Regions from separate parts of the Mus musculus genome. Here region 2 is linked to region 1. The links are chromatin loops, found by intact Hi-C in ENCODE. Cell type or tissue: left cerebral cortex. All regions are shown on one strand.

The links. Hi-C counts contacts between places; a loop is a spot of excess contacts. Peaks named below come from ENCODE experiments on the same cell type or tissue, not always from the same donor. Only the 100,000 strongest peaks of a DNase experiment are listed, where the experiment ranks them.
Region 2: it touches region 1 in a loop (7-fold over the local background); 4 of 42 quality-filtered maps call a loop at or near these places.

What each region holds. Positions count from the first base shown.
Region 1 is chr3:116,903,101-116,905,600 of GRCm38, reverse strand. It overlaps Frrs1 (ferric-chelate reductase 1), which reads right to left. Exons shown (of 17, transcript NM_009146.3): 17 at 1,851-2,500. The coding sequence ends at 2,440. Among named protein-coding and RNA genes, the nearest start is that of Frrs1, 43 kb to the right of the region's middle. In left cerebral cortex, a CTCF peak has its summit at 1,254 (motif pointing left); a DNase peak (open chromatin) is centred at 1,246; H3K27ac peaks cover 556 bases.
Region 2 is chr3:117,787,575-117,790,074 of GRCm38, reverse strand. The region is part of intron 8 of Snx7 (sorting nexin 7); the gene reads left to right. Among named protein-coding and RNA genes, the nearest start is that of Gm52614, 67 kb to the left of the region's middle. In left cerebral cortex, a CTCF peak has its summit at 1,084 (motif pointing right); a DNase peak (open chromatin) is centred at 1,074.

The DNA.
Region 1 (2,500 bases):
CCTGAAACTCTCTTATAGACCAGATTGGCCTTGAACACACAGAGATCCTCCTGCCTCTGCCTCCCAAGATCTGGGATCCACACCCAGCTGTCCGTTATGTAAAATCCTTTTTCTTCAATTTAATTTATGTATTTACATCCCAAATGCTGCTCCCCCCCCCCAAGCCTCTCCTCACAGGGTTCCTCCTCTCATCCCATCTCCCCTTCACCTCTGAGAGGGTACACCTCCATCTTAAAGGACTAATAAAAAAAATTTTTCTTTTGAAAAATGCATTATATTGCCCTTGGCATCAGAAGTCCAGCAAGTTCACCTATCTGCAAACTGTACCTAAGCAAACCTTAACAAAAAAGGTGGAAACCCTTTCCTGAAAAGAACTTTTCCTTGTCTGTTATTGAACAGGACTGGTTAAGACATATGTTTTAGCCTTTAGTGGCTTACAATGGAAAACTGAAAGAAATTTTTTTCATATAGATTTAAATTGTTGCTGTGTCATTTCTCCAGTGTGAGGATGGAGGCATGGCTTCACACACTCTGCTCAAGCACGGTGCCACTGAGCCACATCTCCAGACCTTTTTCTTTTGAAATAAATTCATTCTCAAGGGATAGTATAAACCGTAATGTGCCATTCATTGACCATGAGCACAGGAAATTCCTACCTGAACCCTGTGCTATTTTTAGCTAAAATCTATGTAGAGAAAATCAGAACGTTTTCACTTTATTGGTTAGAAATAAAAGCATGGAGCTGGGGTCATTACTCAGAGATGAAGATGGGGTTCTGGGGCCAAGCAGAAATGATATCATCAGCTGAAAAAGTATCTGAAAAATAAAATATATTCTACCAATTATTTTGCTTGTTTCCTTTGCCTAAGAAAATTATCTTCATTTGCAGCAGGGTCAGAAGGATACAAAAGAAAATATCAAACAGTCATTATAAATAATCAAAGAAAACAAATAAAAGTTAAGTCAGAAAGTATTAACACCAGTCATTAAGTTTCTAGCACCTATTACAGAGAGAGAGAGAGAGAGAGAGAGAGAGAGAGAGAGAGGGAGAGGGAGAGGGAGAGGGAGAGGGAGAGGGAGAGGGAGGGAGGGAGGGAGGGAGAGAGAGAGAGAGAGAGAGAGAGAGAGAGAGAGAGAGAATTCAGAGCATATGATGTAAGGAAATAGTCCCATAATAAAAACACTTAGTGGCAACAGAACAAATGAGTCCTCCGGTATTACAGCGCCACCCACTGGCTGTAAGTCCTCACAGCAGAGATAGAAAATACGGAGTAGGAGGAAACACACGGCCTGTGCTGTCACTAGAGCACCAGGGATGTCTTCCAAAGGAACCCATCCATGTTAGTGTATCTTCAAGAGACAAGAACACTTGCTGGATCCGTTCACAAGGGTGAGGTTTAGCAACTGAGAGATTCGCAGCTTTGTTCTAGCTCCTATAAGGACTGATCTCACGGCTGAAACAGGACATAAGATGTCGTTTCAGCTCCACAAAGGAAAAATAAATGAGATCTCTAATCAGGGGCACCTACCTGCATTTAACTGCTAAAGGAAATATAGTATCCGTAATATAACTACATGTTAAGGAAATGCCCACTGAATAAATCAACAGCTACCTTTAGACAGAAATACTGAACACAAAGGAGAAAATCTCCTAACTGCTGGTCGGAAAACGTGTTTAGTTTTTTTTCTTGTAGGTTTTACTTGTTTGGTGTGTGTGTGTGTGTGTGTGTGTGTCTGTGTGTGTGTGTGTCTGTGTGTCTGTGTGTGTGTGCGCATAAAATCAAAATGTAGTAATTTTTTTTTAAACTCTAAGACAAAATCTTTTAAATAAACTAGTCAAACATAAATGTAGTCTTTAAAGTACCATAGCAGCATCGTCATGAAAATTACAGTTCCCTTAAAACCAGATATAGTGGTGCACACCTGTAAACCACCCAGGAAACAGAGGCAGGCAGATCAGAGGTTCAGGGTTATCTTTGGTTATACAACTGGTTAAAGGCCAGCCTGGGCTACACCAAACCTGTCTCATTCCCAAAGACACAATCTCCATTTATTCTTTCTTTTCTCTTTTTTCTTTCTTTCTTTCTTTCTTTCTTTCTTTTTTTTTTTTTTTTTTTTTTTTGCCTGAGATAATTGTCTTCATCTGCTATCCATTCCAGTTTACAGTTTTAAATCTGGCATGAGATGCTGAGAGTCATGTCATCTCAGGTACAATGTTCCCTTAGGGATGCAGAATTACACATAAAGGCCCAGGTTATTTAGCCCACTTGAATGTGAGCTGGGAAACCCAGACTTCAGCGTTCCTCGATAGCGATGCCCATGGGTCTTCGGACTTAGTAGGTGCTGCAGGTGGTCGGCACAAGCTTCAGGTCTCTCCTCATTTTAATGATCATCATGACCCAGGCCCACAAAAAATAAAAAATAAAAGTCTTTTTGTGCTCATATGTGGTTGATTGCAGATAAGAATATCGAGAGAAAAATCACATTCCCACATATGTAA
Region 2 (2,500 bases), 880 kb before region 1:
CCAAATTAGACATTCAAAAGTAGTAATCCACGTCACTATTCTACATAATTGTGCCTTTTAAAAAAATTTTGGCTCTTATAATTAGTAAACATTTTTGGTATTTTGGAGTTTTCTGCTGTCTCTAAGCTTCTATTAAAATAGTCTCCTCGCCACTTTATGTCCTGTAATATAATCATTTCTCAATTATCCATGCTAACGAGAATGAGTTCATATATACCATGAGGGGGGGAAACATAAGCATCTGCCTTTGTTAGACTTTGAACAAGGCTTGCATTTCTGAGACTTAGCTCTTTAGAGATTTAGTAGGAAGAGGCTAGGATGGATTCAATACTTTAGAAAATACAGAGGATATATACAAGGGTATCACATCTTAAAAGGGGTGAGTCAGCTAATGAAAAATTTAGAATTGGCTGTCAGCATTGCTACATACCTATTAGAAAATGCTAATCATGTTCCGATGATGTTCATTGGCTCATAGGTAAGTGCAAAATAACGTGCAAAATAACGATCTTCTCCTATGTCCCACCAGACACTCGTGCTTACATATATACACACCCCCATGCACACACACACTCACACACATACACACCCCCATGCACGCACACGCTCACATACATACACACGCACCATAAGCCTTTAGCAGAACGAAAGAAGAAAGCATGGGAGATGCTTTAAAATGAAGTACCAAAATAGTATTGCTGTGCTTTGATCAATTATTTAATGAGAAGAAAGGTGAATGTTTTCACTATCATTATCTGTAGGTCAATATATGGTTAAACAAAAATAAGCTTGAGAAAGTAAACTTGGAAATGGCCACTTCTAAGCTGATGAGCCTCGTGTAATTGGCCGATTACATCAAAAGCCAATTTTGGAGTGAGGAGAATACAGGAGTTGACAGACTGTGAATGCAAATTCAGGCCCTTGGATTGGTTTCTCCAAGAAATATTTGTAATATTTCACTGCCCCAGTAACCCATGTGCAGAAGTGAGAAAGATCAAATAAATAGTACCTGAGCCACCTCTGCCTTTGTCTGCCTTTGAGTTAGGCATACACAGAAGACTACGGAATAATAAATAAGTGGGCCACGAGATGGCGTCTGTAGCTAATGAGTCTTTTTACTTTAACCCTTGCAGCTGCTGAGCTGCGCACACACAGCTTACATTGTAATTGCAGAAAAGCAGTGTTTAAGTCCTGTTATTTTAAAGTTGCTCATATTTCTCAGGTTAAAACTTGCAAGATAGCTCTCAGAATCTGCATTTAGACTTTTACAAAAGTGAGGTTCCTCTTCCCAGTTCTCTTCCTGTTTGTATGGTTTGGTTTGGTTTGATTTGGTTGTTTCTGCTGTGTGTTTGTTTGTTCTTCTTTTCAGCAGTACAGGGAATTGAACTCTGGGCCTTTCGAAGGCCAGCAAGTTTTCTGCCACTGAGCAACATGCAGAATATTTGAATATTAGCACATTTTTGTTTTGAAGCAGAGACTCACTGGCTTGCCCAGCCTGGCCTTGAACACTCTGTGGTCTATCCATGCTTTGAAGTTGCAATTCTCCTGCCTATCTGATATTAGGTTTTGTGCCACCAGGCCTGATTACTTGTTTTACTTGAGTCTGAAACTGCAGTATAGAAAACAGGCTTCAAAGCTCCTAAATGAAAGAAAAGCTGCAGACTGAACGTCTACCACTTAAGAAGCAGTCATTCAGTGTAGGCTAAGAGTAGTAACTATGGTGATGACTGAAATGATGTCTCATGTGCCTCTGGGTGTTGCTTTTGGAAACCATATGATGGTAATTATCCTGCAAATACCAAATACTTGGGGGAGTGCTTAAAAATTTATGGTCACTATATTTTATAATGTCTCTAGGTAAGCAGAACTAGACAAAATTGTAAATCTTATGTAATTCCGTTCACCAATTTCTTGTTAGCCTCAGTCAGACTCTGGAACCTTCCTTTTTAGTGTAAACCCATTTATTCTACAAGTGGGTAAAAACGCCAAGCAAGACAGATAGTCACAGTGTGGCATAGACCTCCTTACATTCCACAAGGTGACACAAGTTCGATACCAACTCCTAGATGTGGACACTTCTGAGGAAAGCTGTTGCATCTACGGGAACATTCCTGTCAGCACTGAATCTTTATAAAGCTTGATCACATCTGCTTGTGGGATTACCGTGCACCTGGGAACTAAGGAGACATTTGCCTGTTCTGGTAGCAAAATGTCATCACCTCTGCCGAAGCAGCAAGGGACTTACTCTAAAACTAAAAGTTAGTTTTGGAATTAAAGCTCACCTTTCGTAGCATCTTGTGTTCGTACTTTGGGTCTGTTTCCCAGCTACTGTCTCAGAGTTCTCTGCTCTCGGAGAGTTTTAGTGTTTGCCCTTTGGCTATAGAACACAGTCACCTTGGGAGAATACTTGCTGGATTTTCGCTTACAGAGGATTTGTGGTGAACCTTGTTTTCAGTTCCGCCCCATCCTGGCTAGCACACATCTACCACCTTACTTAGCC